2 separate regions of the Homo sapiens genome follow, and region 2 is linked to region 1. The links are chromatin contacts, found by Hi-C or POLR2A ChIA-PET in ENCODE. All regions are on one chromosome and are shown on one strand. The core of a region is the stretch at or near the end of the contact, and the rest is flanking DNA. Distances in the headings are between cores, read along the strand shown.

What was found. A loop is a pair of places that touch in the nucleus more often than their neighbours do. ChIA-PET counts read pairs that join two places held with the same protein, here RNA polymerase II (POLR2A). Pooled maps may share reads with other maps.
Region 2: a pooled map shows a loop between it and region 1 (2.0-fold over the local background). The contact joins two enhancer-like sites. A Hi-C loop is called at or near these places in 3 of 50 pooled maps. POLR2A ChIA-PET finds 5 or more read pairs at or near these places in 3 of 52 experiments (Caco-2, H1 and activated T-cell).

The regions. Positions count from the first base shown.
Region 1 is chr1:234,861,920-234,868,810 of GRCh38, forward strand. All of the region lies in intron 2 of LOC107985365 (a long non-coding RNA gene), which reads right to left. Among named protein-coding and RNA genes, the nearest start is that of LINC02971, 92 kb to the right of the region's middle. Within about 2 kb of position 4,417, at least 13 of the 41 ENCODE cell types and tissues checked have a DNase peak (open chromatin) inside an H3K27ac peak, as active enhancers do.
Region 2 is chr1:234,679,927-234,686,817 of GRCh38, forward strand. LOC105373209 (a long non-coding RNA gene) reads left to right here. Exons shown (of 3, transcript NR_188651.1): 2 at 885-999; 3 at 2,766-3,255. It overlaps LOC105373208 (a long non-coding RNA gene), which reads right to left. Exons shown (of 3, transcript XR_949287.4): 2 at 2,556-2,673. Among named protein-coding and RNA genes, the nearest start is that of LINC01132, 41 kb to the right of the region's middle. Within about 2 kb of position 4,450, at least 15 of the 41 ENCODE cell types and tissues checked have a DNase peak (open chromatin) inside an H3K27ac peak, as active enhancers do.

The DNA of each region.
Region 1 (6,891 bases), core at 3,167-5,666:
CTATTAAGCTGTAAAAAATGAATGAGGACGTTCTTTATGTACTGATTTGAAAGATGTCCAAGATATATACACAGGTAAGTGAAAAGAGCAAAGTCCAAACCAGTTTGCACAGAATGCTAACTTCTGTCAGCCTTGCCACATGGGTATTTTATTATAGTTTTAATTTGCATGTCTCTGAACCTAAGTGAGATTGAGTATTTTTTCATTCTCTCAAAGGCCGCTGCAGTTCCTTTCTGTGAAAGGGGGAAAGAAAAAGAAAAAATATATATGTACAAAGTTATACACACACATTTGTTTGTATATCATAAAGACACCCAAGAAATTAATATAAGTGGTTACTTGGGTTGGGGTTAATGGGAGCAAGGGTAGAAGTCATGGTTTTTATAGTTTTGATTTGTGAACCAAGAAAATGAATTATCTGTTCAAAAAGTAAACGTGAACGAAACAAGTCTTTCCCTACCAGTTCCTCAGGCTCTTGCTAAACCTATCATTTTCACATTTGCCAAATATTTCTCCCAGATCCAAATGTGACCCCGGAGGGATGGGGCAGGGTCAAGAATGAAGGGGCAGCCAGGGATGGCCCATGAGACCCACAGGGATCTCTCACGTGGATGGATGTCCTGCATGTTTTTAAAAGATGAGGTCAACAGGTGGGCAGCTGTTTTTCAAGAGGGGCCACTACCTGCTTTGGAACCAAACTGGCCACTGAGTCAGGACCTCTAGGCAAACCAAATTCATTAATAAGACAGTAGGCTCATGAGACCAGAGGGGAAAGAGAAGCCTTCCAAGCCCAGAACATTCCCCCTCCAGCCCTCAGTGCTACAGATGGGTCCAGCCTGATCTGACCTCCCTGTCGTATTTTGAGCTTTTCCCAGGATTCCAAATGGACAACTGCTCTATTGTTTCATTCCTTTATCTGCATTGGGAGGGCAGCCCTCCCCCTCGGGCTTTAAACGTTTTTCCAGCCTCAGGGGTCTCTGGCCACAGCTTTGCTTTACCTTCCTCTGCGGAAAAGCAAAAGCTGGCCAAGGCGCTACAAGATGAGACAGGCACATCTGCCACACATGGAAAGAAGAAAGCAAACTGGAGTTTCCAAAGCCGCCGGTCCCCGCAGGCCTGAGCGCTTGCAGCTTCTGCCTTTGATTCCTCTGATTTTATGAGCTCAGAGCACAACATGTTGGAAGTGAGCAGAGCAGCTGCCCAGGAAAGAATGCACCGGTTCCACGGTTGAGGACTCCAAGGGAAAGCACTGAGCGGCGTGGGGCACAGGCAGGGAGAGAGACGCCAATCCTCCACAAAACATCCGGTTCCCACCAGCCTGGGCTCTAGCCAAGTGAACTAGCTGAGTCGGTCTGGGGAGGTTCCAGTTCCTGGCCTTTTGTCATCGACTGGGGACAATGCATTTGCTATGATTGATGGAGGCCACAGATTTCATCCCCAGCCCCAGCCTGGGCTGCAGGATCCAAGTGAGCACTGGCCTACTGGGGGCTCAAGGCCACAACACTGACCACCAGGGAGGGCTCTGGGAGACAAGAGGCTGGAGGCTGGACTCTACTCCCCTGGGCATCATGCAGAGCCCTTGCCCTCTGTGCCCTGTCCCCTTCCAACCCCTCTGCCCAAGAGAAAGCTCAGAGTCCTTCCACATCCAGAAACACAGGACTGGTTTCTACAAGTCCATTTTTTTCCCCCATAATTAAGGACTGCAGAAGGAAAGATGATTCGGATCTGGCTCGCAAGCTCAATGACTGAGAAAAGGACGCCAGGTTCCCTGGTACTAGTGACTCATACGCTTTTCAGGAGCGTCAAGACACTGTGATACATTTCTCCTGCTCTCCACAAAACTGCTCAAGGGATGAGGGACTCCCATCAGCCAAGGCAAATATACCATTGCTGTCTAAAGTAGCCAGATCACACACACAGAGAGGTCCTGGAAATGCCATTGAGAATAGGACCTTCCTTCACCCAGCCCATTTGGCAGTCCATGGCAGGGAAGCAGCAGAATTGCAGCCTCCGCAGGACTTTTAGGAGCCTGATCCACAGACTAGAGAAATGTACCTCTCCAGGAAAAAAACAGTATAGTCCTCTCATCTCCTGAGACTCCCATCCCAGCCACCTGGCTGGGAATAAACAACTCCTGTGACAAGCAACTCATTGCCTCTCTGAGACCTGGGTGTGCCACTGAGATCCATGACATCCTTCTCCAGGCAGAGCTGACGTGTGTCTCTCTGTAAGTCCCTCCCACTCACTTCATACCTTGGACCCCTAGATGGATCCCTGTGGCAAGAAAAGACCCACTGGTGACTTGCAGAAGTGGGATGTGCTGTGAGCCTCCCCTGCCAAATGCTGCACTTGCTTGCATGAGTTGGAAGTCCCCATCAATCTCTTCATCCACGCCCATTCTTCCACTCCAGTGTTCCTATTTCTTTCTGAAAGTGTGAGCTCCAGAAAACAGTGCAGGCTGGGCAAGGGGCTCACACCTGTAATCCCAGCACTTTAGGAGGCCAAAGCAGCAGGATCAGTTGAGGCCAGGAGTTCAAGACCAGCCTGGGCAACACGATGGGACCCCATCTCTAAATAAATGATTAGCTGGGCATAGCGGCACATTCCTGTAATCCAAGCTACTTAGGAGGCTGAGTCAGGAGGATCACCCCCTCAGGAGTTTGGGGCTGTAGTAAACCATGATCATGCCACTGCTCTCCAGCCTGGGCAACAAAGCAAGATCCTATCTCTATAAAAATAAATAAGCCAGGCATGGTGGCTCACGTCTGTAATCCCAGCACTTTGGGAGGCCCAGGAGGGCGGATCACCTGAGGTCAGAAGTTCGAGACCAGCCCGACCAACATGGTGAAACCCCAACTCTACTAAAAATACAAAATTAGCCGGGCGTGGTGGCACATGCCTGTAGTCCCAGCTACTCGGGAGGCTAAGGCAGGAGAATCACTTGAACCCAGGAGGTGGAGGTTGCAGTGAGCCGAGATCGCACCATTGCATTCCACCCTGGGCAACAAGAGTGAAACTCGTTTCAAAAATAAAATAAAATAAAAAGAAAGAAACAAACAAACAAACACACACACACACACACACACACACACACACAGCACAACCTCTGCCCCACGTCTCTCTGAGCAGCGTGATGGAGGATGCAAGACCAAGTCCCCCTCAGTCACCAAACAATTCAGTGCCTGCTCCATGCCAGGCTCACTATACCCTCCTAACAGTCTTTCTAGCATGGTGGGACTCTGCTGTTTCTGATGGACAAAATATATCAGCCCCATCTTCTCTGGTTTGAAACCCTGGAACTCATGGCCCCTCATAAGTGACTGTGAGACCAGGCTCTGTGTGTCAAGCTGAACTCTCATAGCTGATGGAATGAGCACAGGAGTGAAGCCCCAGGAGGAGGAGGAGGTGAGTAGCTGCAGGCCAGGGCTCAGGCAGCCCGTGGGCTAATGTGTGCCCTCCTGCTGATCTGCTGCATGGCTTTACCAGGCTTAGAAAAAAGCATCCAAGGTTCCTTCAGTGATCCAGATAGTAGAAACACCAGGTCTCAAATGCCTCAGTGCAGCTGCATGTCGCCAGAAGCAGTACTGGGAGGCTCGGTGGATAGGACTCAACATTAGCTGGAAACACAGGCAAGTCAGACTGAGAATCCAGACTGAGTCAGAAGTCCCTGTGTCCTTGCCATGGGTGTATCAGTTATCAGTGGCTGTGTAACAAATTAGCCCAAAACTTAGCACTCAAAATGTGAGCATTTCTTATGTCATAGTCTTTGTGGGTCAGGAATCTGGGAGTGACTTCACTGGATGGTTCTGGCACAGGCTATAGTTCGGATGTCAGCCAAGGCTACTGTCACCTGAAGGCATGACTGGGGTTGGAAGATCTGCTTCTGAGATGTCCCCATGGTCACACAGCCTACAAGTCAATGCTGACTGTTGGGGACCATTAGCCCTCGCTGCATGGGCCTGTTTGTATGGTTTCTTCAATGTCCTCATGAGGTGGCGCTAGCATCCCCCAGAGTAAGTGTTCCAAGAGAACAAGGAGGGAAGCACCGTTTCTTCTTCTTATTATTATTTTTTTCTTTTTTTGAGATGGAGTTTCGCTCTTTTGCCCAGGCTGGAGTGAAGTGGCATGATCTTGCCTCACTGCAACCTCTGTCATCCAGGTTCAAGCAATTCTCCTGCCTCACCCTCCCGAGTAGCCGGACTTATAGGCACTCACCACCACGCCTGGCTAATTTTCATAGTTTTAGTAGAGACAGGGTTTCACCATGTTGGCCAGGCTGGTCTCAAACTGCTAACCTCAAGTGTTCCACACGCCTCGGCCTCCCAAAGTGCTGGAATAAGGTGTGAGTCACCTCACCCAGCCAGAAGCACCACTTCTTCTATAACCCAGCCTCAGAGGTCATAGTCGGTCATCTCTAGAATATCCTATTGGTCACACAGTCAGCCCTATTCAGCGTGGGAAGAGACTACACAAGAGCATGGGTGTCAGCAGGCAAGACTATCTGAGTTCATCTCAGAGGTTGCCTGCCACAATGGCGAGTTCTATCAGGAGGACGTCCCTGAGCTACAGCTGACGTTTGTGTCACCAAAAACCATGGGGCGTCTACACATCTGCACTTCCATATCTCTATGGGTTTGTTTTTTTAACTGCACCATTATCACGTGTGTGTCAAGGGACACATCGGCCTGTTCAGCAGAGGGGCGGAGACTTCTGACTCATTCAGGAATAATGGGGCCAATGCTCGATTCTGCAATAGAGCAAGTAACACCACAAAGAGGGGATAAAAGGCACATCCAGCCCGTCCTCACCTGCATCCTCAGCGGAGGGCCTGTTGAGGTGCTTGTGCTTAATACAGAGATGGTGGCCAATTGTCAGAGGGGAAGGACAATTTAGGGTGCAATGCTGGTTACTTTTACACATATTGTCTTCAACACAATCCCTGGATCTCTGTCAAGGCACAGGGAGCATTGAAAGAAATAGCAAGAGGCTGGGCGGGGTGGCTCACGCCTGTAATCCCAACACTTTGGGAGGCCGAGGTGGGTGGATCACCTGAGGTCAGGAGTTCGAGACCAGCCTGGCCAACATGGTGAAACCCTGTCTCTACTAAAAATACAAAAATTAGCAGGGTGTGGTGGCAGACGCCTGTAGTCCCAGCTACTTGGGAGGCTGAGACAGGAGAATTGCTTGAACCCAGTAGGCTGATGTTCTAGTGAGCCAAGATCGCTCCACTGCACTCCAGCCTGGGTGACAGAGTGAGACTCCGTCTTACAAAAAAAAAAAAAAAAAAAATAGCATGAGTGAAATTTGGAATTGTAACCCTGAAGGAAGAATAAGAATTGAGTGGGGAAAGACATTGTATTTGGTAGCGGGTTGTGAGCTATTATACTTGGGGCACAGCTGTCATACTTGCCCCCTTCCTTCATCAGATGGGGTTGGAGGCTGGACGAGATGAGGTCAGCAACACGAAGACAGGAAGAGAGACCTCAGTGTGGCGGTGGCTAATCTCGAGGTCACATCAAAGTCAGCCTACACCAGCAAGACAGGAGCCCAAAGGCAGAGTAGAGAGTCAGGCAGCATGGCAGTGAGTTCCTGAGTCACGGCCACCATGGAAAACCATATGCCACCAGGGAGAATCTCTGCATGTTCCCAGGACCCATTCCTGCCAGGGAGAGAGAGGGCTTGGCTCCCAGAAGTTATGTAGGTAGAACTTCGAGCCAGAGCCTGCTATTTTTGGGATCCACTGCCCTCGGCTGAACATAAACAACTGGAAGAGCCGAGGAAGCACCAGGCATCATGGCCCTGTGTGCAAGTCAGACCTGGAAGCGGCAGCAGAAAGTCAATAGGAGCCACTTCACTTTCCCCATCTGCAATAGCAGAAAAGGTTAAAACCAGCCAGGTTTCCATGCAAGAGATGCCAGTGTCCCCACAACCAGCAAGGTGGGCTATGTAGATTTTGCTAAACAGCTCAAAGAGTTACACAAAATTCTCCACACTAGTCAAGTTAAAATTTTAATTTTAGCCTGTTGTCCCAGCTACTCAGGAGGCTGAGGCAGGAGAATGGCATGAACCTGGGAGGTGGAGCTTGCAGTAAGCCGAGATCGCACCACCGCACTCCAGCCTGGGCGACAGAGCGAGACTCCGTCTAAAAAAAAAAAAAAAAAAATTTAATTTTAATCCACTCGGATTTTAAAATAGCATATCACGATGGAAAAAGCCTTGAACTTGGAGTGTAAGGGGCCTGGGTTGAAGTTCCATTCTAGCTGTGTGAATCGGTCACATTTCTGGACTTCAAATGTCTTGACTGTATAAACAAGATAATAATAACTAGCTTATGTGGGAATATACCTGTCAGTCATCTGCAATCCAAAAAGTTTTTAATAATCATTAGCTATTTTGATTGCACTGGGCTTTTAGGAGCATGGGAGGCCCACAACCCACACATGATGGGGCTGCAATGCCCCACGATTGGGATCTCTGGTCTAATATGAAGGGACTCAGAGGTCACCTAGCTTTGGTGAAGGGGCTCATGAGCTAAGGGCAGCACAAAAATTGCCCAAGTACGACCTAGCCTCAGTGCCCCTTCACAGATGGGGAATCTGGGGCCAGGTTGTTCAAACTTTTCCAGCCTGCATCTCTTTATCACTGCATTCCTGGTTCGGGCTCCAGAAGGCAGCTTAGTGAGTTGAAGAACTGGACTTCTTAACTGCCAGAAGTGCTGGTATTTTCCCCATTCAAGAAGACACTATCTGGTCAGAGGCAGTGGCTCATGCCTGTAATCCCAATACTTTGGGAGGCCGAGGCAGGCAGATCACCTGAGGTCAAGAGTTTGAGCCCGGCCTGGTCAACATGGTGAAACCTCGTCTCTACTAAAAATACAAAAATTAGCCAGGC
Region 2 (6,891 bases), core at 3,200-5,699, 180 kb before region 1:
ACAAATGGCCAACAAACACATGAAAAGATGTTTGAGATGATTAATAACCAAAGAAATGCAAATTAAAACAGCAAAATACCAAAGTTTTTGGTTCGCCTATCACATTTTTCCTTCACTTACTCAACAAATATATTTTTGAGTGGCTATTACATCAGGCATGCCTGGGGATTCCATAGAAAAAGAAATCCGCTATGCCCCCACCCCTCAGGGAGCTTACATTCTGGAGAGGAACATAATAGACAATAAACAAATTATTGGGCACATATTTAGTGTGTCAAGTGATGATAATTACTATGGGGTTGGAAGGGGGAGTGTAAGTTCATGGACTGTAACAAATATACCACTCTGGAGTGTGGGATGTTGACAGTGGGGGAGGCTGTGTGTGTGGGGGGGGCATATGGGAATTCTATACTTTCCCCTCAGTTTTACCATAAACCTAAAACTGTTCTAAAAACAGTCTATTAAGGAAAGAAGCAAGAAAGAAATAGGAAGTGAGCGAGAGAGAGAGAAAAGAAAAAGAAAGAGAGAGGAAGGAAGGAAGGACGGAAGGAGAAAGAGAAGAAAGGAAAAAGGAAAGGAAGGAAGAAGAGAGGGAAGGAAGGAGAAAAAAAGAAGGAAAGATAGGAAGAAAGAAGGAAGGAAAGAGAAAGACAAAAGAGAGAAAAAGAAAGTGAAAGAGGGAGGGAAGGAAGAAAGAAGAAAAAGGAAAGACAGAAAGAAGGAAAGAAAGAAAGGAAAGACAGAAAAAAAAGAAAGAGGAAACAGGCAAGCAGAGTAAGAGAGATAGGGATGTGGGGCTGGCGGTTGGGAGATAGGGATGCGGGGCTGGCGGTTGGGAGACAGGGATGCGGGGCTGGCGGTGATGGTTGCTACTTTTTATGGAGGGTTTTTGAAGGCGTCTCTCATAAGATGGCATTTGAGCAGAGACCTGAGGAAGTGAAAGATGGAGGGCTGAAGCTTCCAGTTAGAGGAACAAGCAAAGACCCCGAGCAGGATCAGGTTTGATGTCTTCAAGTAATATCCAGGATGGGATGAAGCTGCAGGGGAGTGAGCAAGGTGTAGACAGGTAGAAGGTGAGGTTGGAGGAGTGGGTGGACGGGGAGGAATCATCCCACAGGGCCTTGTACGCACTGCAAAAACTTTAGTCTTTTGCTCTAAGAAATTAAGTCCGTTAATTAAAAACAAATGAACAGAAACAATTTTGGCTTTTACTCTGAATGAGAATCCACTTAGGGGTTTTGAGCAGAGGTGAGACATGATCTAACTTACATTGCAAGATGGTCTCTCTGGCTGCTGTGTTGGGAACAGACTGTAGGGGCAAGCGTGGGCACTTGGAGGGCAGGGAGGGGGCCACCACTGTAGTCACCCAGGCAGAGAGGTGGTGACAGACGAGGTGTCAATTGTGGAGGTGCTAAGAAGTGGTCACTTCATCTGTATATACAAAGGAGAGCCAAATAGATTTATAGAGCATAGCAGGGAAGAATCAAGAGTGACTCCAAGGTTTGGGGCAGGGGCATAGGGTAGAACCAATGGATTGTTGGGGATCATCCTACTGGAGACAAAGAATGGTTGGAGTATTGGGGAGTGAGTTAAAAAGAGAAGAGGTAGTGCCTGGAGAACGGGAGGCTTGACGTTGAGATTATGGAGGAGATGCAACTACTGGGAATGATAACACCAAAGGTGGAACCCTGCGAGTAGGTAGCTGTGTGGGGTGGAGTCAGTGGTGGGGTGGAGAGCAACAGCATTGGAGAAGAGGGCAAGGAACTGGGAGTCCAGAGAGGGAACAAGTGAAGACTCAATGTGGGTATTGATGTCACCAAGAATTATGACATGAGTTGTGTTAGAGACAGGGAACGTGAGCCATACACTGAAATCCTTAATAAATGAAGAGAGGTGTCACAGGGAGAAGTAGATGATTGAAGCCAGGAGGGGTAGCCCATGTTCTGCAACAGGAGTTTCAAAGTTAGGGGTATTTAGAGAGGGTGGAGGGAGAATGGTTTGGAAGCATCGATGGGGAAGAGGAAGCATACATCCACCACTCCAGATCAAGTAATTCAAGATATGTGGAGAAAAATGAGCTATGATGTTAAAACGCTGCAGGGAACATGGTGTCATCAGGGGAGAGCCAAGTTCTAATTAGAGCAAGAAGTTGAGAGGAGTGACCAAGTAGGAGGTTGAGGATATAGGGGATTCAGCTGATGACTGACTAGAAGTCTTCAAAAGTGGGGAGGAGTAGACGGTGCATCCAGGTTGGATGTGTTGTGTGGGAATGTGTCTGGGTGAGGTGAGATAATCTGGGAGTTTGTGGTGAAGGGTGAGATGGGAGTGGTTCTGTGGGTCAATAAGGCAGATTGCAGTGATGGATTGTTGGCCAGAGGTTTGGGGTGCTGGGAAGGGGGAGTTATGAGGGCCTTTCCAGAAGCACTCAGATCTCTGCCATTCCTCCTTGCTCCTGCTCATGGATGTGTGGAAGAAACACATGGGGAAACACACGGAGCACTGCCCTGCATCAACCCTGTGGGAGAGGGGTGGACGACGGGGAGGGTCAACCTTACCTGGAGCCTACAGAGCTCTGGGGCTCCTCTTCTCTAGCGGAGGAACCAAGAAACTCGAGCAATGCTGGGAAGGGTTCAGGAAATCCAGCCCTCCCATCCACAACTTGTGGCAGTGTAACTTGGGAGTTTGTTTTTGGAAAAAAAAATTAAAATATTTAATGAGAACCTTAAAATTGTGCTGATCCTTTGTTTTTTTAATTTCTCTTCTAGGAAAGTGTGGTAGAGACATAATCAAAGATTCAGACAAAGATATAACTACAGAATGCACATGACGGTTTTGTTAATACACCAAAAGGAAAAAAATTAAATAACGGACTCTCCCAATAAATTGTGACCATCTATAGTTTGGAATAACATGAAGATTGTTAAAAACTATGTTTACAAGAATGGCAATAACAGAGAAACACTTGCTATATAATTTTCACAATAACAAGGTGAAGAAATATTATATATATATATAATAAAATTCAAATTTTTAAGAGAAATTAAAATGTATAGAAAACATTGGAAAAGGATACACTTAATAATCTTTTTTTCAGCATGGTAGAATTGTGGGTGATTTTTGTTCCCTTTATATTTTTTAATACTTTGTACTTTTTAATGACAAATGTATATACTACCATTTAATGATAAAAATATATTTTTAAAATACTGGATAAGAATTATTCAAATAAATGCCTTATTTAAAAGTTAAATTGCAGACCAAGTGCAGTGGTTCACGCCTGTAATCCCAACACTCTGAGAGGCCAAGGTAGGAGGACTGTTTGAGGCCAGGAGTTTGAGACCACCTTGGGCAACAGAGCAAGACCCTGTCTTTGCTGGGCATGGTAGTATGAGCCTCCAGTCCTGGCTACTCAGGAGGTTGAGGCAGGGGGATTGATTGAGCCCAGGAGGTCAAGGGTGCAGTGAGCTATGATTGTGCCACTTGCACCCCAGCCTGGGCAACAGAGCAAGACCGTCTCTACAAATAAATAAGTAAATAAATAAGATACAATAAAAATTAAATTGCAAATGAAAAGTTACACTCTATCTCATCCTATTGTATACTAGAAATTATAATTTTCCTCCAATTCATTACTTTGATTATTCTACAAAATCAAGACTAAACTGGAATTCAAATCAGAAAGGCTAAGAAGCAAAGAATAACAATGGTGAACTTCAAGATAAATATCCCACATTATTTTCAAGGCAGAGGCCAGTGTTGCCTTCTGCATCTGTTTTGGGAAGAGTGCCCAAAGCCTTCAGAGGAGACAACCTTTTGTGCTGTGTCCCCTACTCCCCCCCCCATTCTTACCCTGAATAGCATTCTTTCCAAAAAAGAATAAAGAATACTCAAGGAAAACTATTAAAATGCTTGGCAAAACTACACAGACAGACACAGAGGCCAATTAAGTATAAATATTTCACACCAGAACTGTCTTTTTGACCCAGCCACTAATATCTACCCGGCCACAGATCTAAATGTTTGGATGAAAACGACAGAGCAGAGGAGGGCTGGTCAGCCAGCTGCAGAGGGGCGCCCCTTCGGAGCGTTCGCATCTGCCTGAAGAATATGTGTAGTACGTTTTCCTAGAAGCATGGAGGGGCATGCGGGTTTGACCATCTTCCTAAACCTGGAGAAGGTCACTGTTTTCCTTCAGGGATTATTCTGTCTCACCGCTTTTGTTTTTTGGTTTCCCTTGATCTAAAACAAAAGGGTCTACTTTCTTCTTTGGATTTTGAAGCTGTGGGTGCCTTTCTTCTCAGTTAATTTTTTTTTTTGTTTTCATCTGTTAAGACTTAGCTAGTTTAGGTTTTGAAAATGAACACACTGACAGCCATTGTGAGAAGATAGCCTGGCCTTTTGGAGGACAAATGCTGTGGGGTGGCGTAACCTTGAGGCTCAAGTCCTGGCACTGGCATTTAGTGTGAGTCATGCTGTATTGCTTCACCTCCTGGGCTTCAGTCTCTCCATCTGTGAATGTAGAATGACAATACCTGCTGTGCTGTAAGGTCACTGTGAAGATTAAATGAGATAATGCTTTGTAACCTGTTGGCCTCTGTGCAGTTTAAAATGATGTTTTTCATTACTTGGCTAAGTGCTGTACACCCACTGCTCTGTAGGCAAAATTCAAACAAAAAGCTTTGTAATGCTCCCACCCATTGAAAACATTACTATGTTAGCCTCTATATACATAAATTATTATAACAATACCTGGAAGGTAGGAAACACACTTTGAATTATATTGTTTCTAAGAGTGAGGATAAGGATTACTTTCATTCATTTATACTTTTTGGGCACCAATAATATGTATTTGTAAGATGAGATGGCCACTTTATAGATTGCATCTTGTATATTAAGAAACAATTAAATCTATTTTAAAAGTACAGCTAAAAACCTCCATTTCCCGAAATAGCGTGGATTAGATTACCTAAAATCTTTCCTACTACAAAACATCTAGAAATGTTAAAAACCTGTAATATTCTTTTAAATTCATTATTTGAATTCCAAGAAAGTAAGAAATATCCCTAGGGAAAAAAATGAAGATGGATCTGAACACCAAAATGTAAGCACAAGCCAATGTTGCAACAGCCTGGGTGGGGAAAGGGGAGTGAGAAAGTATGAAGTTGCCAATCTTATTAGGCAAGAGGATCTGCCTCTCTCAATCTCTATCTCTCTTTTTAAAAAATTAAATTAAAAAATTTCAAGCACTCACATAGAATACTATATGACACCTCCAAATACCTGTCACCTAGATTCATTACCAAAATCTTGCAACATTTTATCTTTATTGTTTGTATTTTTATCTTTGCTGAAGTTTTTACATTGAATCCTAGACATCATGCCATTTCACTTCACATATTCTTATATGCATATCTATTTAAACAGCACAGGAAAAGAGGTATGAGTATAAAATCAAAGAATTCAAACAGAGGCCTTATAATGTTAAACTTGAATTGGAAATATTAGCATGAACTCTCTCTTAAGAGAGAGTTTTATCTCTTAAGAGAAAAGGCCTGGCAAAAATGAAAACTCAGGAGCAAGAGGTCTTTGATGACTTCCTTTTTTCTGACACTGAAAGATGCCCCAGGATCTTCTTGGACATTTCTTGTCCCAAATCTGTAATTATTCATTTTTCCAAGGAAGCCTGGTCTTCTTAGTAAGAAATGACACTTAATGACCAATCCAGGACTGACACAGATCCTAGAATAAGCAAACAAGGACCTTGAAGCAATTACCATAACTGTATTCAATATGTTCAAAAAGTTAAGAAAGACATGGAACATAAATTTTTAAAATTAGACTTCTAGAGATGAAAACTACAATGTGTGAGATGAAAAACACACTGAATGGGATGAGGGGATTAACAGTAGATTTGACATTTTTTAAAAAGATTAATGAACTGGAGGACATAAGCAATAAAAAACATTCAAAATAAAAAATATAGAAAAAATAAGTTTAAAACATGAAAAAAGCATCAGTGAGCTGTGGCACAACTTCAAGTTTTTAATATAATAGGGGATCCTAAAGAAGGGGGGAAATAGAAAAATATCTGATGAATAATGGTCAAAATATTCCCCCCGATTTGATGAAAACTGTAAAACTACAATCCAGAAAGTTCAATGAATCTCAAGCACAAAAATTATGAAGAAAACTACACCAAGATACATCATAATAAAAATACTCAAAGCCAGTGATAAGAGAAAATTTTCAAAGCAGTACATTTATCTACAGAGGAACACATGTAAGGGTGATAGCAGACTTCTCATAGGAAACAATGCAAGTGAAAAGACAATGGTGCAACACCTAAAAAAAGCACTGAGCACTAAGTGAAAGAAAAACTCTGTAAACCTAGTATTGTATACCTAGTAAAATATCTTTCAAAAATAAGGTAAAAATAAAAACTACTTTCAAACATATGAAAGCTGAAAGAATTAATCACCAGCAGACATACACAATTAAACATTTAAGGAAGAAATATCAATTTTACAAAACTCTTAGAAAATTGAAGAGGAAGAAATGTTTTTCAACTTCTTATCTTTTCTTTTTTTTTTTTTGAGACAGTGTCACTCTGTCATCCAGGCTGGAGTCCAGCGGCATGATCTCGGCTCACTGCAACCTCTGCCTCCCAGGTTTACATGATTCTCCTGCCTCAGACTCCCCAGTAGCTGGGATTACAGGCATGTGCCACCACACCTGGCTAATTTTTGTATTTTTATTAGAGACAGGGTTTCACTATGTTGGCCAGGCTGGTCTCAAATTCCTGACCTCAAGCGATCTGCCTGCGTCGACCTCCCAAAGTGCTGGAATTACAAGTGTGAGCCAATGTGCCCAGTCGTCTTGTTTTTCAACTTC